Linked DNA regions of Homo sapiens: region 2 is linked to region 1. Evidence: read pairs that join two places in POLR2A ChIA-PET (ENCODE). Cell type or tissue: CD4-positive, alpha-beta T cell. All regions are shown on one strand. Links, peaks and the distances in the headings refer to the core of each region. The heading gives the core; the rest is flanking DNA. Region 1 has its middle 48 kb from the start of VDAC1. Region 2 overlaps TCF7 (transcription factor 7).

Region 1 (14,881 bases), core at 4,154-9,153:
ACTAGGAAGCTTTTTGGTTTCCTAATGTGTACTGACCTTACTATTCATTCATTCATATTTCCTGAGCACCTTCCTGGTGCCAGGCACTGTGCCAGGTGCTGGGGATGCAGACACCTGCATTGGACGGGTGGTCGATCCCTGGCTGGGATGAGGTGCGTGCAGCGCATCAACGTGGTAGCTGGAGCACAGTTGCACTCAGTGGTGACCAGTATTATTATTATTAGTTCCTAAGAAATGGCACAAAGTTTCCAGCTGCTGAAATCAGGATCAGTTTCTGACTCTTGGCTTTACTGTGCCCAACATGTGCTCATTAGAGTCTGTATCTGGCTTGTTCCATGTACTTGATGAGGCCAGCATCACTAGCAGGGGCCCTGGGGTGTGGGAGAGGATCTCTGTGGAACAGCCCTGGAGGGCGTGCAGGGTGCAGAAGGCCTGTGGATTTTAGAGATGCTCAGAGTCCTGGGGGTGGGTGTGATTGCTCCTGAAGGAGACACACAGTCTCCCTGGGCCTCTGCCCAAGCCTGGCTTTGGCTCTCATTCCTTGCTGTTTGTGCCTCTCTGCGTCACCTTCAGCCACACAATCAAACATGTATAACAAAGAAACCCAAACAAGACATCAAATTTGGGTAGCATTTAAGTTTGCTGTTGCTGAGAATCAGTTCTTGAACTGAAAGGAATTTTGTTGGGGGCAGGATTGAGGTGGGGGGTATAGGGTGTGGTTGGCTTCATTATACTAGCACAAAATAATGACCCAGTTCTCTTGAAAATTCTGGAAACCCTGTTGTCATGGACAAGGATGCCCAAATGGCTCGGGGGTGTGCTGATGCTCAGAGGCCTGTGGGGTCAGCTCCTGTTTGGTAGGAGCTCATGAAACAGCGCGACGGGCTTCTAGCTTCCTGGCCCTATGAACAAGGCTGCTCCAGGCCCTCCCTGGGTGTGGGGATGTCTTAGAGGGCAGAGGACCACTTCCCTGGGGCCACTGCCTACAGCACGTGGGAGGCTCTCCCATAGTTTCACTTGAAAGATGCAGAATGAAAGTGTGCTAGGCTCTGATGCCAGCCGCTTCCTCTTGGTCTAGAGCCAAGGAAGCCCTGGGTCAGAGCATGTCCAAGCCTCTCTCCTGGGATCACATCACTGAAACTGTACCTTGGCTCTGTGTCCTGGGAGCCTGGGAGCCTCACGTTGGCTGGTGGGGAGGGAAGCTGTAAGAGTGCCCAGTCTGCTGCTCCTGTCTGGGCCTTTCTTTCCTTACAGCCCTCAGCCTGGAGCTCTGGAGCTCCTTGCCAGCGTTGCCACCCCATAGGCTGGCAAAGCCTGCTAGGACAGAAGGCCTGTAATTTGTGACTCATGGCCTGTTGCCGACCATGGGTTGGCAAGCCACAATCTAGGCAGTGCTGAATCACTCTGGCTTGCCTGTTCTGCTGGCATGCAGGGTGCATAGCCTCTGCATTGGCACGCGGGCATGAGGAGGCGGTTATTGTAAAGCCCACCCTTGATGGCTGGGTGGAGTTGGGCTCAGCTCCTGGGGAGAGGGCAAGGTGGGGCCAGGGACTGTCTGCTGGGGCTGCAGTTCCCTGCAGAGAGGCTTGTGGAGAGGCCTTGGAGTGCCGGTCACGTTGCTGTGTCAGGTTCAGACACCCTCTGCCTCAGGAAGGCCCTGCTTGCTCAGGTCCCCTCAGTCCCTGGGAATGATAGGCTCCATCTTTGCTCTGTTCCCTATCTGGCCCTGATTAGAATGCAGTTTGCATGATCAAGGCTGGTGCAATGCATGGTCTGCCTAAGGTCTCTCAGGTGGCCTTAAGAGTCAGAGTCCTTGGGCCGGGTGCGGTGGCTCACGTCTGTAATCCCAGCACTTTGGGAGGCCAAGGCAGGTGGATCATGAGGTCAGGAGATTGAGACCGTCCTGGTTAACACGGTGAAACCCCTTCTCTACTAAAAATACAAAAAAAATTAGCCGGGTGTGGTGGCGGGTGCCTGTAGTCCCAGCTACTTGGGAGGCTGAGGCAGAAGAATGGCGTGAACTCAGGAGGCGGAGCTTCCAGTGAGCCGAGATTGCACCACTTCACTCCAGCCTGGGCGACAGAGTGAGACTCCGTCTCAAAAAAAAAACAAAAAACAAAAGTCAGAGTCCCTGGCTGGCCAGGGACAGCCCGGCTGCTGACCTGGGTCCGCTGGCCACTCACTCAGCCTTTTTATCATCATCAGCTTACAAAACAAGGACAGAAGTCAAAATAGTGAGAAGCAACTGGGCGTGGTGGCTCACACTTGTAATCTCAACACTTTGGGTGGCTGAAGCAGGCAGATTATTTAAGGTCTGGACCAGCCTGGTCAACATGGTGAAGCCCCATCTCTACTAAAAATACAAAAATTAGCTGGGCATGTGGCGGGTGCCTGTAATTCCAGCTACTTGGGAGGCTGAGGTGGGAGGATTGCTTGAGCCCAGGAGGTGGAGATTGCATTGAGCCAAGATCATGCCACTGCACTCCAGCCTGGGTGACAGAGCAAGAACTTGGTCTAAAACAAAACAAAACAAAACAAAAAACAGTGAGAAGTACCTTTTATTTTTGTCTGCCCATCAGACTGGCAAAAAATTTAAAGGACTAAAAATATCCAGTGTTGAAGCGAATGTAGGGAAATGGGTACTGCAATGTGGCAGGGGCAAGGGGGTCAAGACTGTTCTGAAGGGCCATTTGGCAGTACCTGTTAAAATTCAAAAGACACATATCCTTTTTTTTTTTTTTCAGATGGAGTTTCGCTCTTGTTTCCCAGGCTGGAGTGCAATAGTGCAATCTCTGCTCACTGTAACCTCCGCCTCCCAGGTTCAAGCAATTGTTGTGCCTCAGCCTCCCAAGTAGCTGAGATTACAGGCATGAGCCACCACACTTGGCTTATATAGATATAGATATAGATATAGATATAGATATAGATATAGATATAAATTTTTTTTTTTTGAGACGGAGCCTCACTCTGTCGCCCAGGCTGGAGTGCAGTGGTGTGATCTTGGCTCACTGCAACCTCCGCCTCCCAGGTTCTAGCAATTCTCCGGGCTCAGCCTCCCAAGTAGCTGAGATTAGAGGCGTGTGCCACCACAGCCAGCTAATTTTTGTATTTTTAGTAGAGATGGGGTTTCACCATATTGGCCAGGCTGGTCTCCAACTCCTGACCTCAAGTGGTATGCCCATCTTGGCCTCTCAGAGTGCTGGGATTACAGGCATGAGCCACCGTGCCCAGCCTTCACTTGGCTAATTTTATATTTTTAGTAGAGACAGGGTTTTACCATGTTGGTCAGGCTGGTCTCGAACTCCTGATGTCAGGTGATCCACCTGCGTCGGCCTCCTAAAGTGCTGGAATTATAGGTGTGAGCCACTGTGCCCAGCCAAAAGACACATATACTTTAGACTCAGCAGTAAACTTCTGAGAACACTTCATATAGAAAATCTTGGGCCGGGCGTGGTGGCTCACGCCTGTAATCCCAGAACTTTGGGAGGCTGGTGGAGAGGGGGGAGCGGATCACCTGAGTTCAGGAGTTCGAGACCAGCCTCAACATGGAGAAACCCATCTCTACTAAAAATACAAAATTAGCCGGGCGTGGTGGTGCATGCCTGTAATCTCAGCTACTCGGGAGGCTAAGGCAGGAGAATTGCTTGAACCTGGGAGGCGGAGGTTGCGGTGAGCCAAGATCGTGCCATTGCACTCCAGCCTGGGCAAAAAGAGCGAAACTCCGTCTCAAAAAAGAAAAAGAAAAACTTACACAATAATACAAAAACATTTTGCAATCCCAAGAATAACACAAAACACAAAAAGTTATGTTCAAGAATGTTCACTGGGGCTGGTGCAGTGGCTCATGCCTGTAATCCCAGCACTTCGGGAGGCCGAGGCTAGAGGATCACTTGAGCCCAGGAGGTGAAGGCTGCAGTGAGCCATGATCGCACCACTGTACTCCAACCTGGGCAACAGAGATAAACCCTGTCTCAAAAAAAAAAAAAAAAAAAAAAATTCAGTGCAGCTTTGTTGGCAATTGTAAAAAAGTAAAAAAGGCAACAGCCTTAATGTTCATCAATACAGTGATGTACACACTAGGCTACACATAGCTGCACATCTTTATGTACTGATTTATGCAAAAATCATATCTTGTAAGGTAAAAATAAATCACAGACCCCTAGATCTTTTTTTTTTTTTTTTTTTTTTTGAGACGGAGTTTCACTGTTGTCGCCTAGGCTGGAGTGCAATGGTGCTATATCGGCTCACTGCAACCTCTGCCTCCCCGGTTCAAGCAATTCACCTGCCTCAGCCTCCCGAGTAGCTGGGATTACAGGTGCATGCCACCACGTCCAGCTACTTTTTGTATCTTTTTAGTAGAGATGGGGTTTCACCATATTGGCCAGGCTGGTCTCAAACTCTTGACCTCAGGTGATTCACCTGCCTCAGCCTCCCAAAGTGCTGGGATTACAGGCGTGAGCCACCGCGCCTGGCCAATCTCTGGATTTAATATGATCTATTTAGGTAAGCAAGTTCTCTCTGTGTGTGAATGCATGTGTGCTTGCACGCCCATAGGAAAGGTCTGGAAGGATGTTAATGGTGCTTGTCTCTGGAAGGGGCTGATAACAATTGAGATAATGGGAGACTTTCACTTTTTAATCTATATAGTTTACAGGCATGTATTTACTTTTAAAGAAAAAAAGACAATTAAAAACAAAATAAGCAGCCGGGCGCGGTGGCTCACGCCTGTAATCCCAGCACTTTGGGAAGCCATGGCGGGCGGATCACCTGAGGTCAGGAGATCAAGACCACGGTGAAACCCTGTCTCTACTAAAAAAAAAAAAAAAAAAAAAAAAAAAAAAACATTAGCGGGGCGTGGTGGCGGGCGCCTATGGTCCCAGCTACTTGGGAGACTGAGGCAGGAGAATGACAAGAACCCGGGTGGCGGAGCTTGCAGTGAGCCGAGATCGCGCCACTGCACTCCAGCCTGGGTGACAGAGCGAGACTCCATCTCAAAACAAACAAACAAACAAACAAACAAAATAAGCACTTGTCCTCACATGTCACGAGGACCAGAATGCATGTACATGTATTTGTGCACGCCTGAGACACGGGGAAATCTCCTCCAAGGCTGAAAACTCTTCCCATGCCCCCCTTCCTCAGATCAAATCACCCCATAGCCACCACAGCGGGGTCCAACTGCCATTCCTAAGAAACAGACATCCCATATCCACCCTACACCCCACCCCTGTGGCTTCCTGGGGGCCACCTGCCCCATCTCCCAGAGCTGCCAGCCTGTCTCCTTTGTGGCTGCTTCCCACTCTGTCTATCCAGCATCCCCACCCCATGCAGCTGAGCTGTGGGCACCACCAGGGCAGCCATCCTGCCTTCTTTGCTTTCCGTTTATGTGCACAGAGAGGGGACTCAATCAATGTCTGGTGATCGACATATGACTGAACAATAAAGGAACGACCAGAGTTACACTGGGTGGGGACGGACCTCTGAGGTCACCTAGCCCACTTGCCTACCTGATGCCCAAATGCCCTCTGCTCGCCACCTCTAGCAATGGGGCAGTAACCACATTCCCAGGCAGCTCAGTCGCCGCTTCCTGTGGTAAGTGGTTCGTCAGGTTAATCAGGAGGAGGGCCAGTAACTGAGGCACTTCCCAGTTTGGCTGAAAGACTGTGGTCCAGTTGGGCGAGGTGGCTCACACCTGTAATCTCAGCACATTGGGAGGCCAAGGTGGGCGGATCACCTGAGGTCAGGAGTTCAAGACCAGCTTGGCCAACATGGTGAAATCCTGTCTGTACAAAAATACAAAAAAATTAGCTAGGCATGACGATGGGCGCCTGTAATTACAGCTACTCCGGAGGCTGAGGGGGAGAATTGCTTGAACCTGGGAGGCAGAGGTTGCAGTGACATAAGATGGCACCACTGCACTCCAGCCTGGGCAACAGAGCGAGACTCCATCAAAAGAAAAAAAAAAAAAAAAAGGAAGGAAGGAAGAAAGAAAGGAAAATAAAAGAGAAAAGAAAAGAAAGACAGACTATGGTCAGTTCTCAACAGGGAGAGTCTAGAAGCTTGCCAGGGTGAAATGAACTACCTCCATTTCTCCAGCCAGGAGAGCCCTGAGCCGCTGCACCTTGTTCCTGCCTGCTGGAGATTCATCCAGTTCCAGCAGGGCAGCCCCGCCCTAGCCACCATGCTGGCAGAGTAAATCAAGCATTAAAAACAAACTAATTAGTACTTCAGGGCAGTTTCATTCAAAAAATTACCACACTGAGAAGGTGTCTCATTTAGAACCGACTTAATTAAAAGACACCTTGTAAATTCCTGCAACAGATGAGGACAGTACTTTCCAGAAACGCCATAATTGAAATGTTTTACTGCTTATACCAAATGGTTATTAAATCCTTAATATCATAATTCCTTAAGAATGCCATTGTCAGTGACAAACAGCAGCTTGCACAACAAAGGAGCTGATTGTTCCCTCCTCTGGCCTGTAACCCACAGGAAGTCATAACGTAAGACTTCTCTGTTGCTGTACTTGGTTCTTTGCATTTTTAATGAGTAGGAGTAAATGCCAGCTCTGGGAGGAATCCACCATAAAGATAGAGAATGGAAAGAAGCCCTGTTTCTGACTTGTTGACTTGTGGTTTAGGGAAAAAGGCATCTTCCCTAGGTGAAGGCAGGCGCTGGTTGACTGCCGTATGGGTGGGCTGCCCTGACTGGGTAGCACAGAGATGCTAACTAAGTTGCCCAGCAAAGTGGAGGCTGGAGAGAAAGTCCCACCCATGCAATGTGGAATGGCCCGGAATGGGGCTGAGGGGGACAGGATGGGGTGTCCATAACCTGTTCTGTTTCCCCCCAGGCTTCCTCCCAGAGCAGCTGCCCTGGGGTGAGGTCCTCCGGGTCTGACTCCATGCAGGCTGCGCTCAGTGCTTCCTCCTGCAGGATCCTCCTTCCTGGCGCCTGCCCCTGGCACGGCTCACAGGAGCCCTAGACAATGATGGAGGGTTGGGCAATGGGTCCATTGACCCACAGCAAACTGACAAAATGCAGAGTATCCCCAGGCATGGTGGGTGCGGGTTGGAAGGGGGTTGTTTGTAGAATGGAGGGCTTTTCAGAAGGAACTGAAAGCCATCTTTTTGCTGACTTGCTGGGTGACCAGGCGAGTGGCATGGCCACTCCATGCTTCATTTTCCTCATTTAAAAAGAAAGTGGTGTTAGCAGGGCCTGGATTTGGAGTCAGTCTGATCTGAATTCAAACCCTGCTCAGTTATGCACTGTGGTATTTGGGGCTTCTGTTTCTTTTATTTCTTTCTTCTTTTTTTTTGAGACGGAGTTTCACTCTTGTTGCCCAGGCTGGAGTGCAATGGCGCTATCTCAGCTCACCGCAACCTCCACCTCCTGGGTTCAAGGGATTCTCCTGCCTCAGCCTCCCGGGTAGCTGGGATTACAGGCGTGCACCACCACGCCCAGCTGATTTTGTATTTTTAGTAGAGACAGGGTTTCACCATATTGGTCAGGCTGGTCTAGAACTCCTGACCTCAGGTGATGGCCCACCTCGGCCTCCCAAAGTGCTGGGATTACAGGCATGAGCCACCGCACCCGGCCAGGGCTTCTGCTTCTTAACTTTGCAAAGTTGGGGGAGCAACAGTAGCTCCCCACAGCATGGTGTCGGGGCTAAATGAGCATGTGTGTAGAGCACCTAGCACAGCGCCTGGCCCATGGCAGTGCTCAGGAAGTGGACTGAATAGGGGAGGGAGAAGCATCTTTCCTTTTAACCTTCTAGGTTCTCAGCAGGGACCCATAACAAAAGACAGCTTAACAAGAGAAAAGCATGCAAACTTATTTAATATAAGTTTTGGTTGAGCACGGTGACTCATGCCTGTGATCCCAGCACTTTGGGAGGATCACTTGAGCCCAGGAGTTCGAGACCAGCCTGGACAACATGGAGAGACCTTTGCCTCTACAAAAAAATACAAAAATTAGCCAGGCGTGGTAGCATGGGAGGATTGCTTGAACCTGCAAGGTCGAGGCTGCAGTGAGCCAAGATCAAGCTACTGCATTCCAGCCTGGGTGACAGAGTGAGACCTTGTCTCAAAAAAAAAAGTTTTACATAACACAAGAGGCTTCATAGAGAAATGAAGACCTGAAGACAGTTAAACCTGCGTTTTGTACCAGGTTTAATGAAGAGTGGAGAGTTGTGGGAAAAGGTGACAGGACAAAAGAGAATGAGGTCAATCAGAGTAGCAAACTGGGCAAAACCAGGAAAGCTTGACCCTTCAGATTTCTCTTTGTCTTCAGAGGTAAGAAGATGCATCTTCCTTTCCCGCTGGTGGAGGGAGGGCGCCTTTCAAATGAGGGGTTATGACCTGCTTCAGGGGAAGGTCAGAGAGTCCTTCTTGCTTGTACCCGCTGTTGCTCAGATTCCTTCAGCTTAAAATATTCGGCCTTATGCAGTGGCTCACCCCTGTAATCCCAGCACTTTGGGAGGCTGAGGTGGGCGGATCACCTGAGCTCAGGAGTTCAAGACCAGCCTGGCCAACATGGTGAAACCCCGTCTCTACAAAGATACAAAAATTAGCTGGGCATGATGACAGGTGCCTGTAATCCCAGATACTCGGGAGGCTGAGGTGGGAGAATCACTTGAACCTGGGAGGTGGAGGTTGCAGTGAGCCGAGATCGTGCTATTGCACTCCAGCTGAAGCAACAGAGCAAGACTCCATCTCAAAAAAACAAAAAAACAAAAACAAAAACAAAGCCAAAAAAAAAAAAAACAAACTGCCCAGGCACTAGGGGTAGTGTGTCCTTAACCCTGTTGATTGGTATTGATGATTAACATCATTTAATATCTGTAAGAAGAGAGATATGGAACAGATGGTGTCACATCCAGGTATTGAGCAAGGGGACTGGCTGACTCACTCAACAAGGTTCTCACAAATGATCAAGCTCACAGAAGGGCACTGCCTGAAAGGAAAAGGCAGTGGAAGAAGCTCTGGCCCCAAACCAAAATGCAAGTGACTCTGTAGCAGTCTTTTGTTTGAAGAACGTTGGTTAGTCTGGTTGCCCTAACCTGCAGAAGCATCCCAAGGCGCCTTCTTCACTGTAGCCCAGGCCTAGCCCACTGTGGGTGCTGCCAGAGCTGCTGTGGACTCTGAGAGCGGGCTCAGCATCAGAGCTGGGTTGGGACCATTGCAATCTGGAGGGCTGTGGGAGAGTTGGAGTTAGGGCCTGGCCCCCCTGGCTCCTGGGCAGTGCTCCTTCTCCATCTCACTGTCTGTACAGTCCAGACAGCTGTTGGCCCACAGGGTGCCTTCAAGGAAACTGGAAGAAGGTGCTCTGTCCTCCTCTAGCTGGAGGGCATGGGGTGGATTTCAGCCTCACTGGTTCCCCGGGCCAGGTGCCCTTGTGCAGGGCACAACACATACAACTGTATAAGGCCTAATACACTGCCAACTCTCCCCTCAGCCAGGAGTTCACACATGCCCTCAAGAACCGCCAGAGGCCTCTTCACTTGCAAGGCCCTTCCTTATCCCCAGAAACTCCTGATGGCTTTTTTGCTGGGAAGGGGTGGATTGTTTTTATCCACCTGAGCCCCTGCTTCCATCCCCACCTTGACTCTGCCACCACACTCGCCCAAAGCCAACTCAGCAAACACAGATATGCCCAGTGACACCCTCATCTCCAATTTGACATGTTTTTAATATTCCACTTTGAGAATTTTTGCATCCTTTGAGTTTTTCAAGAAGTTTCTTAGGCTAATTCCCATTAGGAGAATTCTGCCTTAACTTCAAGTCAACCAGTACATTGTGGAAGCTTCTAAGAAGAAGTGGAAGACTTTGAGAGAAAGTCATTAATGTGGAGAAGAACGGGCAATCATTCCCCTGTAATTTAGGAAGACATCGGCCTCCCTATTTCACACTCAGTATTTTGCATTCTCTTTCATCTCTCCCCCTGCCCAGAGGAAACAGTTGCTGGGGGGGCTTGGAAGTGTAAATGGGGCTTCTCTTCAGTGCATCCCCCAAAGGGTGTGCTGAAGAACTAACGCATTGAATAATTTAAAAGCAAACTGTACAACCACTAGAAAATAGAATTATTAACTTCTGTAGAAGGGTAAAGTACTTCAAATCAGGAAACAGTGAATAATATTGAACAAGAGAAGGTGGCACATTTATTTATTTATTTATTTATTTTCTTTTAGACGGAGTCTTGCTCTTTTGCCAGGCTAGAGTGCAATGGCGTGATCTCGGCTCACTGCAACCTCCACCTCCCAGGTTCAAGCAATTCTCCTGCCTCAGCCTCCCGAGTTGCTGGGACTACAGGCGCCTACCATCACGCCTGGCTAATTTTTGTATTTTTAGTAGAAACGGAGTTTCACCATGTTGGCCAGGATGGTCTCAATCACTTGACCTCATGATCCGCCGTCCTCAGCCTCCCAAAGTGCTGGGGTTACAGGCGTGAGCCACCGCGCCTGGGCGGTGGTGGATTTAGTACATCTAAATTTCCATATGTAAAAGCTAAACTAAACAAAGTTGAGTGGAAAAACACACCTCAAAAGCTTTAGGCCAGGAACAGGGTGGCTCACACCTGTAATCCCAGCACCGTGGGAGGCCAAGTGGGGCCAATCACTTGAAGTCAGGAGTTTGAGACAAGCCTGGCCAACATGGCTAAACCCCCATCTCTACTAAAAATACAAAAATTATCCAGATGTGGTGGTGGGCGCCTGTATTCCCAGCTACTTGGGAGGCTGAGACAGGAGAATTGCGTGAACCTGAGAGATGGAGGTTGCAGTGAGCTGAGATCACACTACGCTCCCTCCTGGGCAACAGAGTGAGACTCTGTATTAAAAAACAAAACAAACAAAAAAATAAACTTTAGAAATGTTTGTACCAATTGAACTAGTAATTCACTTTCTGGGGAATTTTTGCTAATGAGTAACCCTTAAATATGGAGTTGGGTTATGCATCAAGTTGTTTATTGCAGAATTATTTATGGCAATAAAAAATAAAACCAGAAAGTAATCTAAATTTGCAGTGATTGAGGAATAGCAAGGGGTGGGCATGGTGGCTCACACCTGTCATTCCAGCACTTTAGGAAGCGGAGGTAGGACGATTGCTTGAGGCCAGGAGTTGGAGACCATCCTGGGCAACATAGACAGACCTTATCTCTATTTATTTAAATAAGTTAAAAATTAAATTAAAGGATAGTATGAAATCATTTTAAATGCTGTTTCTGAAAATATTCACAGGGAGTCAGTGATACATACTATTAGGAAAACAGTCTTGACATCAGCTAGACCTGGGTTAGAAACCCAGTGCTACCCATGTGCTTTGGGACTTAATCTCTCTCTAAGCCTAAGTTTACACATCTGTAAAATGAGGATAACAGTAGTGGCTACCTCATAGGATTACTGCATCATGTGAGATAATGCATATAAACTACTTAGCACAGAGTAAGCCCTGTCACATATCATGATTATTATTACTTTTGTGTAACATAGAAACATTATCCATGTTGGTTCATTCATTCATTCACTCAGCAAATATTTACTGAGGTACCATTTGTGCCAAGTACTGCTCTACATACTGGAGCTGCAGTAGTAAATAAATTAATGCCAAATGAAAACACAGAAGGTATGCATGCAGTGTGAGCACAGATATGTTTAAAAAAAAAATGCCCGGCGGGGGATAAGGACTAGAGGAAAGATGTCCAGCGGGGGATAAGAGCTAGGAGGACATAGATCAAGATACTATATGATCTGGATTGTCTTTGAATAATGAGGGCATTGGGTGGTGTTTCATTATGGCCCAGTTTTCTTTAATAAGTATTTCTCTTATGAGTAGTAATGAAGTTTCTATACATTTAAAAAGTCAGGCCAAGCACGGTGGCTCATGCTTGTAATCCCAGCACTTTGGGAGGCTGAGGCGGGTGGATTACTTGAGCCCAGGAGTAGGAGTTCGAGACCAGCCTGGGCAACATGGCGAAACCCTATCTCTACTAAAAATACAAAAGTTAGCCAGGCGTGCTAATGCACACCTGTAGTCCCAGGTACTCGGGAGGCTGAGGCAGGAGAATCACTTGAAACTGGGAGGCAGAGGCTGCAGTGAGCCAAGATTGCACCACTGCCCTCCAGCCTGGGCGACAGAGCGAGACTGTCTCAAAAGAGAGAAAAAAAAAAGGCCTGGTGCGGTGGCTCATGCCTGTAATCCCAGCACTTTGGGAGGCCGAGGCAGGCAGATCACGAGGTCAGGAGATCAAGACCATCCTGGCTAACAGGGTGAAACCCCGTCTCTACTAAAAAATAGAAAAAGTTAGCAGGGCATGGTGGTGGGCACCTGTAGTCCCAGCTACTTGGGAGGCTGAGGCAGGAGAATGGTGTGAACCCGGGAGGCGGAGCTTGCAGAACTAGCTTTTTTCTTTTTTTTTCCCAGACAAGGTTCACTCTGTTGCCCAGGCTGGAGTGTAGTGGTGCAGAACCCGGGAGGCGGAGCTTGTCAAAAAAAAAAAAAAGAGAAAAATGATGGCGCTTGTTGACTAGCCTCTTATGATGCAATGTCATGCCGTCATGTTCATGTGGATGTCGTGAAAAGCAGGGCACTGTGGTGAACTGTGCCTCTGGGACCTGCCCCGCGACATCCCCTTCACTGTGCCAGCCTCACTTGCCCTGTGGTGACAGCACTGGGCCATGTGCAGATTTGTTTTGCCCATCTCTACATTGCACAAACAGGTACACTGAATCAAAAAGGAAAACAGAAAAAACAGAACAAGAAACACCCCAATGGGTTGCAGCTTATGGATGGTGCCTGCAGCATTGTGAGCTGATAAAATACTGCTTAGCATATGGCAGTGGGGAGGCAGCACCAAGAGGGGCCCAGGAGGCCCTGCAGCCTCTGCTGCCAGTTTCCTTCTGTGCGGGATGAATGGAGTCCCTGGGGTCTGGAGTTGGACACAAGAGCATTTGTCCTCTCTCCCATAGGAATGGTCCTTTTCTGAGGCCCCACTCACGGCTTGGGCTCTGGAAGCCTTTCCAGTCCTTCGGGAACCATCCCCACCTCCTGTGTGGAGATGCCTGGGCAGCACCTCTGAAGTGGCCCCCTCTCTGTGGCCTCTCTGTGGGTGCCCCTTCCCTCAATGTACCACCTACCTGAGTCTCTGCAATCACTTGACACCCAACCTTTTATTAACCAGGGTTCCTGCCCTCCCCCAGCAGGCGGCTTTTCATGCAAAAAGCATCCCTTTGTTCCCTTTCTATGACCCACTTAGGTATCAAAGGCTTCATTCACTGGGGAGTTTCCAGGAAAGTGACCCCCCTGGCTCTGGTCTACTGCTTTGGGAGGGGCAGGAGAAAGGTCAAGGGCATTATCTCAGTTACCAGCCCTGATAGTCCGAGTATAGTTCCTTCCCTCTCCCTGCCCTCACTTCTCCCACTTCTACCTGAATTAGGGTGTGTCTCTGGGCAGGGTGGCAAAAACATTGCCAAAGCTCTAACAGTGCAGCCACAAAACAGGCTCCTTGTATCCTCAAAACAGGCCACATAATGGCTCCTTATCATTGTCTCCACTTTACAGATGAGAAGATCGAGGCCTGGAGGCACTAAGCCACATGGCCAAGGTCACCCCACTGGTAGGTGTAGAGTGGAGATGAAGCTCAAACCAGGTGCTATTGACCACTCTGTGTACAACATTTTTTAGGAGACAAGCTTAAATGTGTGTTGTGGGGTAGTCCTTTTCCTTTCCCCTGAGGTGCTGCCCAAAACAACCCAGAACTGGGGGACCCACCGCCTGAGTTCTGGCCCTTGGTCAAGCCCATTAAACCTTGGGCATTTTCCTCCATTTCTGGTGTGGTAGGCAGAACACTGTCCACCTGCCCCAAGATGTCCACATCCTAATGCCTAGACCTGTGAATATGTTGTTACCTTATATGGCAAAACGGACTTTGCAGATGTTTGCAGATGTGAATACATTAAGAATCTTAGGGCCAGGCATGGTGGCTCATGCCTGTAAACCCAGCACTTTGGGAGGCTGAGGCAGGCAGATCACTCGAGCCCAGGAGTTCAAGACCAGCCTGGGCAACATAAGGAGACCCCGTCTCTATTTTTTTAAAAAATTAAAATGAAAAGGCTGGGCATGGTGGCTCATGTTTGTAATCCCAGCACTATGGGAGGCCAAGGTGGGTGGATCACGAGGTCAGGAGAGCGAGACAATCCTGGCTAACACGATGAAACCCCGTCTCTACTAAAAAATAGAAAAAAAATGAGCTGGGCGTGGTGGCAGGTGCCTGTAGTCCCAGCTGCTTGGGAGACTGAGGCAGGAGAATGGCGTGAACCCGGGAGGCGGAGCTTGCAGTGAGCCGAGATTGCGCCACTGCACTCCAGCTTGGGTGACAGAGTGAGACTCCATCTCAAAAATAAATAAATAAATAAATAGAATAAATAAAAATGGAAAAAAAAAAAAAGAAGAATTGCCGGGGTCAGTGGCTCATGCCTGTAATCCCAGCACTTTGGGAGGCTGAGGTGGGCAGATCACCTGAGGTCGGGAGTTCGAGACCAGCCTGACCAACACGGAGAAACCCTGCCTCTACTAAAAATATGAAAATTAGCCAGGCGTGGTGGTGTGCCTCTGTAATCCCAGCTACTCGGGAGGCTGAGGCAGGAGAATCACTTGAACCTGGGAAGCAGAGGAGGCAGAGGTTGCAGTGAGCCAGGATCGCACCATTGCACTTCAGCCTGGGCAACAAGAGTGAAACCCCATCTCAAAAAAAAAAAAGAAAAATCTTGGGATGGGGATACCATCCTGGATTATTCAGGCAGACCCAATGTCACCCCAAGGGCCCTTCAAAGAGGGAGGCAGAAGAGTCCATATTAGAAGAGATGAGACAATGGAAACAGAGGCCAGAG
Region 2 (14,881 bases), core at 3,958-8,957, 94 kb before region 1:
CTGCTTTTAATGATGAAGTCCTTTCAAGGACTCCATGGCAGTCCTTTGGCTTCTCACCTTTTCATTGATTATGTCACTTGTGATCTAAAAGTAAACCAAAACCTTCCTGAATGTTAGCTTATTATTTTCTCCTTAACATTGTCATAGGCTAAAGATGTGCCCCCTCAAATTCTAATAATTTTTTTTTTTTTTTTTTTTTTTTTGAGACAGAGTCTCACTCTGTCGCCCAGACTGGAATGCAGTGGTGCGATCTCAGCTCACTGCAACCTCCGCCTCCTGGGTTCAAGTGATTCTCCTGCCTCAGCCTCCCGAGTAGCTGGGATTACAGGCACATGCCACCATGCCTGGCTAATTTTTTTGTGTTTTTATTAGAGATGGAGTTTTACCATATTGGCCAGGCTGGTCTTGAACTCCTGACCTTGTGATCCGCCCGCCTTAGCCTCCGAAAGTGCTGAGGTTACACGTGTGACCCACCGCACACGGCCCTAATAATTCTTAAGTTGTAGAAGCAAGTTACTCTTTTGAAGTGCCATGTGTTAGCTTGCCTTAATCTATTCTTGGTATACAAAATAGATACTGCTTTACAGTTCTTATATTTTCTCAGAGATTCACAAAATCATCCTGTAGCTCCCTGTGTGGGATTATAGCTGTGACTTTTTACTCTACAACTGTCAGAATACACCAGCTCCTGGAATTAAGCAAGAACTATATTGTGACTTGGTTGGACAGGTAACTGCAGCCTTGTAACATGACATCATAGTAATGCTGAGCTTATCTTAAAACTAGCTGGGGAGGGAGGATAGTAACAGTGAGTCACTGTGGGCATCTCACTTAGGGCAGGCAGATATTCCAAATCACATTGATTTTTCAGTTTACGTAAAAATTGACCAATCCTATGGGCTGTGTTCTGATCCCAACATAAATTTTGTTTAAGTTAATTTGCCTAGGCTCTCAATAAGGCAGTTTGGGAATATAAGGTGATTTTCCACCAGAAAAGAGAAAATTGAGAGAGCAGCAGACCTCTTGCTCTCAGCACCCTTTACAAGCTTAACTTTTGCTTGCCACCATTAGCTTTTGAAGATTTTTTTTAACTGCTCCTTGCAGAGCAGGACTACCCCATAGGCAGTGTGCCCAGAGTAGCCCGAAGAGCTTTTTGATTCTTCTTTTAAGAGACAAGGTCTCACCTCTGCCCCCCAGGCTGGAGTGCAGTGATGTGATCACAGCTCATTGCAGCCTCGAACTCTTGGGCTCCAACAGTCCTCCTGCCTCAGCCTCCTGAATAGCTAGGACTACATGTGTGTGCTACCATGCCTTGCTAGTTTTTGTTTTTTTAAATTGATTTTTATAGAGATGAGGTCTCCTCATGTTGCCCAGGCTGTTTTCGAATTCCTGGGCTCAAGATCCTCCTGCCTCAACCTCCCAAAGTGCTGGTATTACAGATGTGAGCCACAGCACCCACCAATTTTTCCTTTTCTAAAGCTCAGTGTACATTCTGGTAGGAAGGAATCAACCAAGTAAATGTTCTCCCTACAAAGTTGTTTGAGGATTTGAAAAGTTAATCTTCAATTATCTGGATTTGAAACCAGTCTATAACTTTTTAAGCTAGGAAGAAGTCAAGAATAAGAAGATTGCAAGCAAAGGGAAAGCTTACAAAATGGCTGAATCCTTAAAGTGTAGCTCCTGGCTTCTCCTTGGTAGGAAGCATTAGACATGGTTTCCCTCTAGGGAGCTGGGAGCTTTTGGTGTAGTTCAGGAGAGAAGGCATAAATACTGCTGGGAGGGAGTGGATAACTCTAATAAAAATGTTCCTGGGCTGGGCACGGTGGCTCACGCCTGTAATCCCAACATTTTCAGAGGCTGAGGTGTGCAGATCACGAGGTCAAGAGATCGAGACCATCCTGGCCAACATGGTGAAACCTCATCTCTACTAAAAATACAAAAATTAGCTGGGCGTGGTGGCACATGCCTGTAGTCCCAGCAACTCGGGAGGCTGAGGCAGGAGAACCGCTTGAACCCGGGAGGCGGAAGTTGCAGTGAGCCGACATCACGCCACTGACTGCAGTCCAGCCTGGCGACAGAGCGAGACTCCGTTTCAAAAAAAAAAAGTTTCTGGACAGAACAGATTAATGAGCCAATGGGGGGCTACAGAGCTGAAAGGTGCTACGAAAGGTTTTGTAAAGTGAAACTAATTTGGTTTCAAGAATCAAGTTGGATTTGTTTGGGGGTGGACAGATGCCAAAGTGAGGAAAAAGCAGTGCACAGTCAGGAACTAACAGCAGAAGGTTGGGTGTTGGTACATTTCCCTGAGAATATAGACTAAAGAGAAATTAGGGCAGGATTAGTCACAGTACTTTGCTGACACTCAGTAGTATTTTATCAGCATTTATTCATCAGACCCACATTAGGCAGGGCAATTTTTGAGTGAGCTAAATTCTAATTTTTTTAATTTTAATTTTTATTTATTTATTTTTTGGCTGTTCAACTAAACCAGTCTTTTGAATGTTGGGGGTTTTACAGTTAGAGTCCTGATGACTTTTTCTTGTTTACTGTTGTTAAAAATCACTACCTCCAGTGGTCACAGAGAATGAGTAAGAGAACTGGCTGTGCATATCAAGATGAAGTATGGTGTAAGAAATATTTCAGAGCATGTCCTTTGGCCCAAGATTGAGCCATTTGGACACCTAAGCAGGATTGGCTGAATGTTATCCTTTCTGCTGAGGCATCAGTGGAGATGATCATTAGTGGTGGCCGAAAAGTGTTGTCGAAGGTGCTCTTGCTTGACACACTTCCAATGCGGGACATAGTTTGAGTGATAGATGGCTAATTCATTGATAATGTACTTGTTGCCTTGCAGTCTTGTGTACTGCTGGCTACCTCTGGTCTGTGTGCCAGTATTGAGCAGCATTCTATGGGAGGAATGTAGTTGCTCATAACAGTGTCTGCTTCCACATCTGTAGTTCTTGCGACCTTCTGATATCTGTCAACTTTAAATTTTCTGGAAGTATTTAAGTATATTCAGACCTTCTGATATCTCTTAACTTCAAATTTTCAACCTGCTATATAGCAGCCTCTTATTGCACACTGAGGATCAGCTTATTTCCTTAAAGTGCTCTCACTTTGAATACCTCCCACCTATCTGGTGAAAATTCTTATTTGTCCTTTCTTTCCTGAATGTACCATTTCACAACCTCTAACTGCCTTCTTCAGTTGCTTTGCAGATTTTTCTGTTCCAGGAAGCTTACGGAAAGGGGTGGGAAAATAGAGAAGCTGTACTCTATCCTCAAGTACTCAAGCAGGGTTTCCAGAGTGGCTTTGTAAAAATTTTTATTTATTTATTTATTTATTTTTGGTGAGTGGAACCTGGCTTTTCCTCTTCCCTCCCCAAGCCCCACCCCGCTTCCTGACATTGCACATGCCTGAAAGAACTAGGCTTCAGATAAAAGAATGAGAACACTTGAATGAAAAAGGAAGACTTGGTCCAGAGCCCCTGGTGAATATGAAAGAAGTATTGGCCTGGACTATCTCCCGCATAATTCACAGCTGCTATCTTGTCTTCAGAAGTGAAACATCCCTTACCAATAGTGACCTAACTTGTGAGGACTGCTTGTGATAGTATAGTTCCCACCCCCAGGACATAAGTTTTCCCTTTCCAGTTAACATGCCTAATCCCATGCTATCTTTAAGAGCTTGAAAATCCTTCCTGACCTGAGCTAGGCTTTTATTCTAAGGGACTGTGTATGTGAACATCCCCACCATCTATGTTTCCTGTTTTCAAACTCGGTGCCGTTTTGAGTATTTTCAGATGCTCACTGCCAGTAATGGTTTGTTAGTAGCTCCAAACTATTAGAGAAGAGCTCAGGAGTCAGAATTTGAAAGATGCCCATAGGGTGATTTGAGATTTGGAACAAGGTTATCACAATAAGTTGGGATTGGGGGAGTTGACACAACCAGGGTCTGCTTGGGTGGGCAGCTGTTTCAGAAACCCTTGGTGAACTCTTAAAGCCCTGAAGAGCTTAAAAAATGCTCTGAAGAGATCTGAGAGTCGCAGTTAAGGACTCTCAAAGAACCTCAAAGAAAAGCCAACTTAGCCTTTTTATACAATTAACTAGATTTGGGTCTTAAATTCTACTTTGACATATAGGCCTAAGAGGTAGTTTAACATGGCCTTGTTACCCTTACCCCTTCTGTTCTGTGCTGTTTTCTGAGAAACGGATGCAGGAACTGATTCCCTTTCTTCCTCTCTGGAACAGGATATAAAGAACCCTTCCGCTTCCCTTTACTTGTGGCCTTCCTGGCCAGGCTTATGTATACTGAACAAAGCTAGGGTGCAGTGCTTCTGAGCTAGCTGTTAGGGGTCCACAGCCAGAAGGAATGGGAGACCACAGGAGCCATTCAAAAGATAATTACATGTCAGAAGAGAGTCCATCCATGGGGTTCTGTTAAAGTAGACACCTTCACGTTGGGAGACATAGGCTTTGTCTGCTTGCTGGGCTGAACCCTCACCATATCCACAGAGAACAAAATGGGGAGCAGCTGTACCAGGGGAGGGATGAACGTCTTTCACCCAAGTTGCCAGTCTGCTAGTTGTCTGGAAATGTTCAAGGGAGGCTAAGGTATCTTGTCTTATGATGTCTCAGGAAACAGGGTTGGTTCTCAGCTGGCAGTGAAGGGGGACTGGTGTGGTATTAGCAGTTGAACTTGAGGTTGCAATCTCAAGTCACCCTCTGGCCTCGCAGGAATGCACCAGGGTGATTTGGGAGGATCTGAGTTTCCTTTATGAAGTCAGATTAAAAAAAAAAAAAGCTGATCTGATTTAAACAGAGTTGCCAAAGACTTCCCCGCCAATACACAAAGACTGCATTGTTCAGGTACCCTGTGTACTCTAAGTGAGACACCAAATCAGATGCAGCAACCTGGTCTTGCATAAGCCCTGGTTAGAATGTAGGTTTTTTAAACAACTAGGCCAGTAGCCAGAACAGAATTCTTTAAAATGGGACAGATGTCCAGAGAATGGCTAGTGTCCTCTAGCACTCTCTCAGAAGCAAAAGCAAGTCTGGGGTTACAACTTCCAGTGGCCTACTTTAAATAGACGCTGTTCTGGAAAATGACTTTATACTTTAAACACAAAATCCAAAAAATAGAACTCAGTGGAGTGACAATGACAATGCATGATGGTGGCCCAGTGGCTGTCCCATGTGAAATACTTCTTGCCTGACATGTATCATCTACTTGTTGACTGACCTATTGAGGTGCCTTCATGACACCTTTTACATTCATGATAGGTCTCAGGAAGACAGCAGTGTACTTGGTGGAAACTCATGTAAAAAGTGGGTTGTAGGGAGCTAAACAGTGAGTACACATGGTATATGGATACGGAATGGAATAATAGACATTGGAGACTTCAAAAGGTGGGAGATGAAAGGGGGATGAGGTATGAAATCCTACCTGTTGAGTACAATGTACACTACTTACGTGCACAGTACACTGTTTGGGTGAGAGGCACACTAAAAGCCCGGACCTCACCGCTACCCAGTATGTTCATGTAACACAGCTGCACTTGTACCCCCTAAATGTATACAAATAATCTAAAAATAGCCCGGACCTCACCGCTACACAATATATTCATGTAACACAGCTGCATTTGTACCCCCTAAATGTATACAAATAATCTAAAAATAAAGTGGATATGGTGGCTGTCGTGTCCACCAACAGCGTATGTAACTTTTTAAAAAGTGGGTAATAGATTTATCAAACTTGAAGGCTTGTGTGAAAATATGAAAAATACTTTGCGTCTTAACAGATGCAGTCTTTGGGTGCAGCGCACCAGCACGGCACATGTATACATATGTAACTAACCTGCGCATTGTGCACATGTACCCTAAAACGTAAAGTATAATAATAATAATTAAAAAAAAAGATGCAGTCTTTGGGAGGAAGGGGTGCTATTAAAAAATCCTCCTTTAGGATTTTGTGGTGCTAATAGGTTATAAAAGACTCGTTTGCTCTTGTTTTCCTTGAAATAGGATATGCACTTGTGGAATGTTTTCTTTTCTCTCTGCCCTCAGAGGAAAATGGAGCCTAGTGGTCATGTGTACCTATTTCAGGTTGAATTGTCTTGTCAGCCTTTATGGACGGCAGTTGGCAACTCATTTATTCTTATATGAGCACTGGGGAGCAGGCTGGCCTGCATCATTGTGGGGTTAAGAGCAAAGCTTGGAATGGGAGTATAGGCATAGCTCTCAGGTGAGGCAGGCAGGGCCCACACCCCTTTAGGGGAGATGACAAGTGTAATCCCTGGTTTCTACAGGCTGGAGGTTTGGGAACATATGTACCATAGGAAACAAACTCCAAGTTTCCTGACTGTGGAGAAGGAAAGGAAAGAATATCATGCTCTGTTACTGAAACAGCTTATTCCTCAGGGTCAGGCTTTGAAAAACAAACCCAGTAAAAAGTATCTTTATTCTCATGTTTAAAAGTTTTTCTATGATGATGCATTAACAATACAAAAATATTTTGAACACTACAATAATCTTTTTCTCAAGACTTCTTGCAGTGTTACACTAGAATATGTGATCTTTGGATTCTGAGAAACCAGTGGCTAAAGTAGGAACTAAAGGCTTTTTTTGAGGGGTGTGTGAATACATGGACAGCCCTTTTTTTTTTTTTTTTTTTTTTTTGAGATGCAGTCTCCCTGTTACCCAGACTGGAGTGCAATAGCGCCATCTCGGCTCACTGGAACCTCCGCCTCCCGGGTTCAAGTGATTCTTCCGCCTCAGCCTCCCGAGTAGCTGGGATTACATGCGCGCACCACCACGTCCGGCTAATTTTTGTATTTTTAGTAGATACAGGGTTTCACCATGTTGGCCAGGCTGGTCTCAAACTACTGACGTCAGGTGATCCACCTGCCTCGGCCTGCCAAAGTGCTGGGATTACAGGCGTGAGCCACCGCGCCTGGCCCGGCAGCCCTTTTTCTTTGGATTTAGGCAAAAAACAAAAATTAAATTAAAGACTTGTTTTTCAAGGCTGAGGGTTGAAGCTTGGCTCAAAAATGGGTTAACGTAGGCTATGGTGAAAACCTGTTGTCCACTACTGGAGGTTTTCTGGGCTCCTTGATCTAGTTGTAATGGTCCTCTGTCCCGCAGCCCCATGGGGAAACTGGAGCCGGCCAGGCGGACTGAATGCTGAAAGACAGGCTCTGGCTGTCATGAGGTTTTGGGTTTGCCCTCTCAAGCTGCCCAGGAGCTGGCTGGACTGCCATAGATGAACTGGAAATGGAATTGTGAAAAAGGCTCTGTGAATGGGGAGGGGTGCACACTGGATTTGGGCCATGACTTCTTTGAACTGTTGACTGCAGCTGCTAGTGACAAGCCTGGGGCCAGAGCTTCTTAGGCTGGTGGGTTTCTCAGGGAACACTTCCAAATAATTTGAACTAGAGCTAGATACACCCTCCCCTCCCCAATTTGCCTGATAAGGTAGTGTCAGATTATTTCTGTTGCTTAGGTTGATAGGCCTAAACTTAACCTATTCCATTCCCCTTCCTGCTTCTTGCAAGCTCCTGAGATCATAGTAAGGGGCTTCCTCTGGTCCAACTTATGAGTAGCAGCTGGTTTTGTTTTTGTTTTTATAAACAGAGCTTCTCCATTTCCTTAGAAGAGCTGTCATCTTGAGCTTTGTGCTTGTGACCATGCTCACATGTTGTTTGACAAACCAGCTCATTCTTGGTCCATGAAGTGTCTGAATGGGGAGGGTGTGGCAGTGGGGGATGGGGGAGATGGGTAGAGAAGGTAGCTAGGCTCAGTTCAGCCCATCTCTGACCTATAGCAGAAAAGCTAGGGAGGCAGAGGCTTCTGGCTGGCAAGACAGATGGTACAAAGAATAGATGCAGGCAGCCATAGGTACAAGGGATTCCCTTAATTAGATGACACATCAAGACAGATCTGATTCCCACCACTTGGAGCAGTTTGAATCGATGACCCCAGGTTCAGGCAGAAGTCCTGCAGCCTCTGAAATCTTCAGGGTCTGGACCCTGAGATGACGTTAACAGGACCCCTGGCCAGTTTCCATGAGATCTGGGTCTCTGTCACTTTCAGGGGGTAGGCTCCTGGAGGCGGCCAGGTGTCCTGTGCCTGCTAGGCCACCTGTCTCTGAGATTCCTGTTGCTGTACCTGTGTGCTCTGCAGGGTGCTGCGGGGGGCCTGTGGGGGCCCTGGGGTTGGGAGGCTGAGAGCAGTGGAGAGACCTGGGGATGTAGGTGCCGGCTCCGCAGGGCTAGTAAGCAGTTCTGTGGGGAAGCGGGGCAGCAGATGGTATGAGGGTGAGTCCTGGGGAGCTGGGGACCCGGGGCAGCCTAGAGCACTGTCATCGGAAGGAACGGGGCTGGGGCAGCGGCCTTCTCCGGGTAAGTACCGAATGCATTTCTTTTTCCTCCTAGGAATAGTGAAGAGAGTTATCTGTAAACAGAGGGTGAATTCATAGTCATACACCACAACCAAAAAATGCTGCCTTTGCACAGGCCTGGCTGATTCCTTGTCCTCTCTTCCTGGGACTTGGGTGGTAAGTCAGTGTCCTCAGACTGCCATTCTGCTTGGTCTGGCCCAGACCTAGGACAGGTGCAGTTCCCAGAACAGCCACAAGGTGGCAAAGGGGCCTTTTGTCACTAGGCCTATGGGCTGTCATCTGTCTTCCAAGGGAGTCATCTCTCCTGTCTTCCAAGGGAGTCATCTCCCAGTCCCGGCCTTTGAGCTTCTCCAGATGTGTTTGTGGGACTCACATCTGCACCAAGGCAAGGGGCCGCAATGCCTATGGCTTCCTTGCCCAGCCATCCCAGTCCTCAAGCTGGGCTAGAGGAAGAAGACATGGACAGTGACTCTTGTCCATTACCATCCTTGAGTTCTCTGGGCCAGTTTGTCTCTGATGGAATGAATGGAATAGAACTTCCCCTGAAGACAGGGTTGTTTCCCACCGTGCATATGTATGTGGATACACAGACACACCCCAAACTCCTCCTTGCCCTTGGACAGGGAGTGTGGTGGGTACACTGAGAGGCTGGACAAGTGTTCCTTAGAGCCAGTGGCCTTACTGCCTGGAGTACCCTCTATCTTAGCCCTGCCAGGCCTGGCCTGAAACTGACTGAGGAAACTTTAACCACTTGTTGGGTAAACCTTGTCACACCCACAAGTATTTCTCTGTTGTATGGTGAAACACATGAGCCCTTTCCCTCAGACAGCCCAGGGTACCCCCTGGGTCCTCTCCCCCAGCCTCTCCAGCCCTTTGGTATCAGTAGGTACAAGATAGCAAGTCATAAGGCTACCTGGCAACCAGATGGTTCTGTGTTGTTGTCACCTTGCTTTTTCAGATTAAGGGCTCAGGATGGTACAGGCAGGGATCCCATCTTGAAGAGGAAGTGAGGGAGCCCATGGGCCATAATGACTTTGAGGCCTGGTAGAATGGGCTCCAGGCCCCCTTAGTGGTGGCTGAGCTGTCTGTTTGCTGAGGACCTGCTAGGCCCACTGGCATCAGAGCTGCCTTCTTGAGTCTGTCCTTCCTTTCTGGAACATTCTGTGTCTTTCTCTCCAATCCTCCTGCACTTAGACCCAAGTGGTCTTCTCCACGCGCTGTGTTCAGTATTTACTACTATTCTCAGGAGGCCTGGGCTCCCAATCTGCTGAGTATGCTAGTGGGCTGAGGGGCCAAAGGAGTGGGCTGCAGGCCCAGTGGAACATGTGCAGAGTCAGGGAAGCAGCTTAAAGCAAAGGGAGAACGATGGTGGGGACAAACCCACCTGCACGGACCACACCAATCCGTCTGCTGGTTGAGGCCAAAGCGAGCACGGCATTTCTTAGGCGAGCCAGGGTCTGCTCACAGCCATGCCAGAGGGGTAGAGCAGGGCAGAGGGCGAGCAGGCAGCGGGGCAGAGCAGGGCCCAGAAAGAAGAGGTAACATCAGTGTTAGCCAGTTATAGACACCCTACAGCCCCCATAGGCAGAGTGGGCCTCTCCATGGCACAGCCAGCCCCAGTGGGAGCCCAAGAGCCCAGAGCCAAGATATCAGGAAAGGTGGGCACCCAGGTACGCAGTAGAGGCAGTGGGAAGAATGGGAGGGAGGGAGTCCTGTCAATCTGGCTCATCTCTGTGGCTTGTGGGGCCCTTGCAGCATGGAGGCTGCAGAGGGGCCCAAGGAAGACCATGGAGATCCAGCCTTTTATGCCCTAGGGCCACCCACCTCCTCCCCAACTCCCTACCCATTTTATCCAGTTTTTCTTCATTCTTGACCTACATTCCTTCAAGGGATAAGGCTGAAGGCTATACCTTATGCTGTTCTACACACTTGCAGATGGAAGGAAGGGCCTATTCTTTGCCTTGGAAAAAGGGCTAGGAACTCTGCCCTGCTCTGTCCCAGTCCTAGCCTCCAGCTTCCCTGTGTGGGGACAGCACGGCTGAGGTGGTCAGGGATGTGGAGTCTCAGTTACCAGAGAGGCAGGAATTCACCCTTAGGAAGGAGGCCTGCAGCAGGGTGTGGGCTTCTCTACATAGAGCACTTTGCACTGCCATGAAAAATGTTGAAGTGGGGGTGATAAATTGCCAGGCTCCAGCCAGTAGGCTGTGTGTCTACTGGGCCTAGTCATGGGGCCTAGCTCAGCCTCTCCCAGTCTCAGCAGAACTAGCCAGGACATTGTTTGGGCTAAGCATCAAACCATACAGTCAGTTCTTTGCTGGTTTCTCTGGTGAGTGGAGCTAGCAAAGGTAGTGGGTGCAAGGCAGAGGAACGCACCATCTACTCCAATTCTACCCAGCAGAAGCCAGTTCTGCTGGGTTTCCCTGGGACTTAGTATAATATAGCTGTTTCTTGCATGGGAATTTGACTTGTGAGATGCAGGCCTTGTTTTCATAGGCCCCAGGCCCTGAAGGCTCCTAGCTGGGTACCGCGTTCCTCCCTTTGGGTCAGAGGAGGGCTGCTCTTGAAATGGGGACATGGAGAGGAGCCTCCACTGCTGCTGAGAGAAGGTCTCACCTGTGGTGGATTCTTGGTGCTTTTCCCTCGACCGCCTCTTCTTCTTCCCCTGCAGGGAACAAAAGGAGGGATGCTCAGATCTGGGAGGCAGACATTGGGATACCCACAGCCTGCTGCCTAGCTTGGGTAACCCTGGGATTCTGGGCGTACAGGCCCCTCCTACCTTGGGGTGCTGGTGTTTCTTGATTGCTGGTCTTGCTAGGCTGCTATGGAGTGCATTTAGAAGCTCTTCCCTCACCCCAATCTGGTCTCCAGTTTGAATGGAAGGAGGTGACTTCCAGACCCCTTTCTCCCCTTCTGCCCATGTGGCCCAATCAAATGTTGGGTAACAGCTCATGTGTGAGCATATTCTGGAGTGGAGAATAGGATGTGGGCTTGTCCTCTTCTGAGGCAGCCATGGGAGGCCTTGGACCCTCCGTGCCCTTCCTCATCGGTGCCTTCAGGACAGTAGTTCTGCGTTCCTTACTGAGATTGTGGCCTGGGGCATGGTATCTCAAAGGGTCCCCTGCCCACCCCTGCTGTGTGTCACTAGGCACTCACGTAGTTGTCCCGCGCTGACCAGCCTGGGTATAGCTGCATGTGCAGCTGCCTCTCCTTGCGGGCCAGCTCATAGTACTTGGCCTGCTCTTCTCGCGACAGCGCGTGCCACTGCAACAGGGAAGAGGGGCAGGTGGGGTGCATCAGGGAGTCAGCAGGCTGCACCAGGCTGAAGATGGTCGGGGAGCATCCCTGCCAGCCCACCTGCCCATGGTCTCACCCTGCGGCCCAGGATCTGGTTGATGGCAGCGCTCTCCTTAAGTGTGCACTCTGCAATGACCTTGGCTCTCATCTCCTTCATGTACAGCATGAAGGCATTGAGGGGCTTCTTGATGGTTGGCTTCTTGGCCTCCTTCTCTGCCTTGGACTCTGCTTGTGTCTTCCTGAGGGGCACAAATCCAGATTGTTCAGGAGCCCCCCGAGTGCCCACCTAATTGCAGCCTCCTCCTCTAGCGTGGGCCTAGAGTGTGCCTAAGTGTATGATACCAGAGTTTTCTAAGTGGAATCTTTCCTAGCTGCCCCCAAATGGGTGAGCAGACAGCTAAGTAACTGTTCCTTATAGGAACACTACAGACAAGTGGGAAAAGCATGTGTTAAGGACTTCTGAGCCCCTCCTCTGTTGGCTCAGAAAAATCCTTGTTCCCCATCCCACCCACCCCCTCCTACTTCTGAGGATCAAAAACATAGCCAGAGGCACGAAACAGCTTAGGCAGGGACCTCGTGGCAGTCCTCAGGCCTGGTGGGGAGGCATGTGTATCCTGACTGACACACCCCCTGCCATCATTGTCTTTTCACTCACAGGTTGCGGTCGAAGGGCTGCAGCTCCTGCTTCCCTGAGGGGGGCACAATGGCCGGGTGGGGGATGGCTGCTGGGTGACCAGGTACACCAGAACCTAGCATCAAGGATGGGTGGGTGAACCTGGAGGCAGGAAGAAAGTTAACACTGAGCCAAGAATTATGGGCCAGACCTTTGGACACACACAGAGGCCCCTGCATAATACATAACTTGAGGACACAGGTGAACAGATAGATACTCTATCCTACTGGCCTAGACATAAGTACACAGAGATAAATACAAATACCTGCTCCCAGCACACTACACAGACACACTGCAAAAATCTACATAGATTGCCATTCAGATGGTTACTACATAGGTCCCAAGTAGCTTTTGAATCTGTCCCCTTCTCACGTCCTTCCCCTACCAACCCAGCCTCAGGAGCCTGTGGCTGCCCTGTGAGGCCTCATCCCTCTCCTGCTTGACCCTTCCAGGCCTCTCTCCACACAATAGCCAGAGTAACCATTAGAGACACCTGAATGTTCCTGGCCTGCTTCGGCTGAAATTCCCCCAGCGTCCAAAGAATAGAACCCAGGCTGCTCCCAAGGGCCTGCACAGCCCTGCATGAGCATCCTGCTGCTGTTGCTAGCCCCTTCTCTTCTCCTCTGCTTCCTGTCCCTCTCCGTTCCCCGGCAGCCCCAGTTATGGCTGTTCCCTTGTTTTCTTCTCGCAAAAGATCTATTACTCTTTCCGCGAAGCTCTCCCTGACCCATCAGGCCTGGTGAGGTCTCCTTGGGGCTTCCCCATCACTCAGCTGGCCCATTAAGCTGCCGGTGCCATGTCTACACTTGCTATACTGGGCTGTGAGCTCCAGTGGGCAGCAAATGTCTGTGGAATCCCCTGCCATTGCATATTTGCACTGAGTCTGTCACTGAAGGAGTGACCTAAGTGAAGGGATCCATGTACACACACCTCCCACTTCACTTTCTTGCTATTCTGTGGAGACCATTCTGCCCCTTACTGCTTGCACAGGTATTATCCCTGAGCCAGCAGCCCCTAAGGGTCAGAGGTTGGGGACTTAGGTAAAAGGTGCTGTCTCAGCTTGGGCAAAGCTCAGGGGATGCCCAGGAGAGTCCTTCTAAGTAGGGATGAAGAACAGAGGTGAGTGCACACACATCTGCACACGGGCTGAGCCACATATGCCTGTACTGTCCTGGCCTCTGTGGTGCTCTGCTGCACGGTGTGGCCCAGGCTGAGGCCTCTTGGCACTTGCACTAGCTTCATTCTCAGGCACAGGACAGCAGGGGGCTGCAAAATGACAGACGGACAGATGGACAAACGACTAACACAGGGCAAGCACTGGCCTGGGCATGGCCTTGTGTGGGCTCTGAAGCCTGGGCAACAGGAAGCAGGAGCCTAGCTGCAGTGTAGGGGACTCACCTGGGGTAGGGGGCGCCAGGGGCTGCAGTGGGGGCAGGGAAGTGCTGTCTATATCCGCAGGAAGGGGACAGGGGGTAGAGAGGAGGGCTGGGCCTGTGGTTGGGAGAGATAGCTGTTAGCAGTCTGGCTGCTGGCCAGACACGAGGAAAGACTTCCCTACCTTGCTAGGCAGGCCTTGACCCATCCTGTGAGACAGATGGGCCTCTGCTGGAATTTCAAGCATCTGCCACCAGAGGGCAGCTTGTGCGGTTTCCCTCTATAAACTTGTATGGGTGCTTGAGGGATGGAAATGGTATCCTTCTCCTGGGACCCAGCTTAGCAGGCCCCTGGGCCCCTCCAGCCTGCTTCTGTTTCTTTGACGGTATAGGGCTGATATCTGTCCTGGGGCCATTGCAGCCACTGTTAACACTGGATTGTTTTGCACCACTTTGCCTGCTTCAATTCCTGGTCATCCTTCAGGTCTTCCTTAGCTAAGTGACCCTTCCTCCTCAAATCCCTGAGATTCCAAGCTGGATGAGGTACCTCTCTGGGCTCCTACAGTCCCTAACTAGAGCACTACCAACAGTGCCCTGTAACTGTCTGGTTTTTTGCCTGGGTTGCCCACGAGGTAGACTGAGTTCTGAGAGGGCAGGGACCTAACGATCAGTTGGCTTCAGCAGTGCCGACTTCCCTGGTGCCCAGAACCCTGCCCGGCACACAATAGGGCTCAGTGGAGAGATGGCTTAAATACCCCTACTTCTTTCCTCACAGCCAAGTGCCACCGGGTGGAAGCCGAGAGCACAGGGCTGCCTGAAGTCCCCTCCTTACAGCCTTGGTGGGTAAAATCTGCTGTAGGCTCAACTCTCTTGGTCTTCAGCACTGCTGGCCTAGGGGATGCTTTTGAAAGGCTGGCCTACAGATTTGCATCCACGGAACCCTGGTCTAGTCCAGTAAGGCTGGGCTCTTGAGCATCTTGCCACGCTTTGATCCTAGGGGTATTCATGGGAGTAGTCTTAATTTGTATTCAGAATGGATTGTCCAAGGAGAAGCTGGAACGGAGGAGGGTGCTGACCATGGGTAAAGGGCAAGTGGGCCACAGGTTGGGCCTCTGGCCTGCCCGATCTCCTTGGGGAGCCAAGT

What was found. ChIA-PET counts read pairs that join two places held together with the same protein. Peaks named below come from ENCODE experiments on the same cell type or tissue, not always from the same donor. Only the 100,000 strongest peaks of a DNase experiment are listed, where the experiment ranks them.
Region 2: POLR2A ChIA-PET joins it to region 1 with 17 read pairs; 17 of 35 experiments call an interaction of 5 or more read pairs at or near these places.

Annotation. Positions count from the first base shown.
Region 1 is chr5:134,045,550-134,060,430 of GRCh38, reverse strand. It overlaps a transcript of VDAC1 not described here. Among named protein-coding and RNA genes, the nearest start is that of VDAC1, 48 kb to the right of the region's middle. RefSeq lists enhancers at 755-1,351, 1,352-1,950, 8,042-8,617, 10,344-10,919, 12,324-12,963 and 1 more. In CD4-positive, alpha-beta T cell, for the core only: no CTCF peak of the experiment used is centred there; a DNase peak (open chromatin) is centred at 6,480; H3K27ac peaks cover 803 bases.
Region 2 is chr5:134,139,770-134,154,650 of GRCh38, reverse strand. TCF7 (transcription factor 7) reads right to left here. Exons shown (of 10, transcript NM_003202.5): 6 at 12,347-12,466; 7 at 11,768-11,930; 8 at 11,551-11,658; 9 at 11,011-11,059; 10 at 6,441-8,427. The coding sequence ends at 8,348. SKP1 (S-phase kinase associated protein 1) reads left to right here. Exons shown (of 6, transcript NM_170679.3): 6 at 1-5,716. Among named protein-coding and RNA genes, the nearest start is that of SKP1, 30 kb to the left of the region's middle. RefSeq lists enhancers at 8,676-8,725, 8,836-8,915, 14,312-14,881. In CD4-positive, alpha-beta T cell, for the core only: CTCF peaks have their summits at 5,762, 6,027 and 8,624 (motif pointing right); DNase peaks (open chromatin) are centred at 6,180, 7,840 and 8,630; H3K27ac peaks cover 1,244 bases.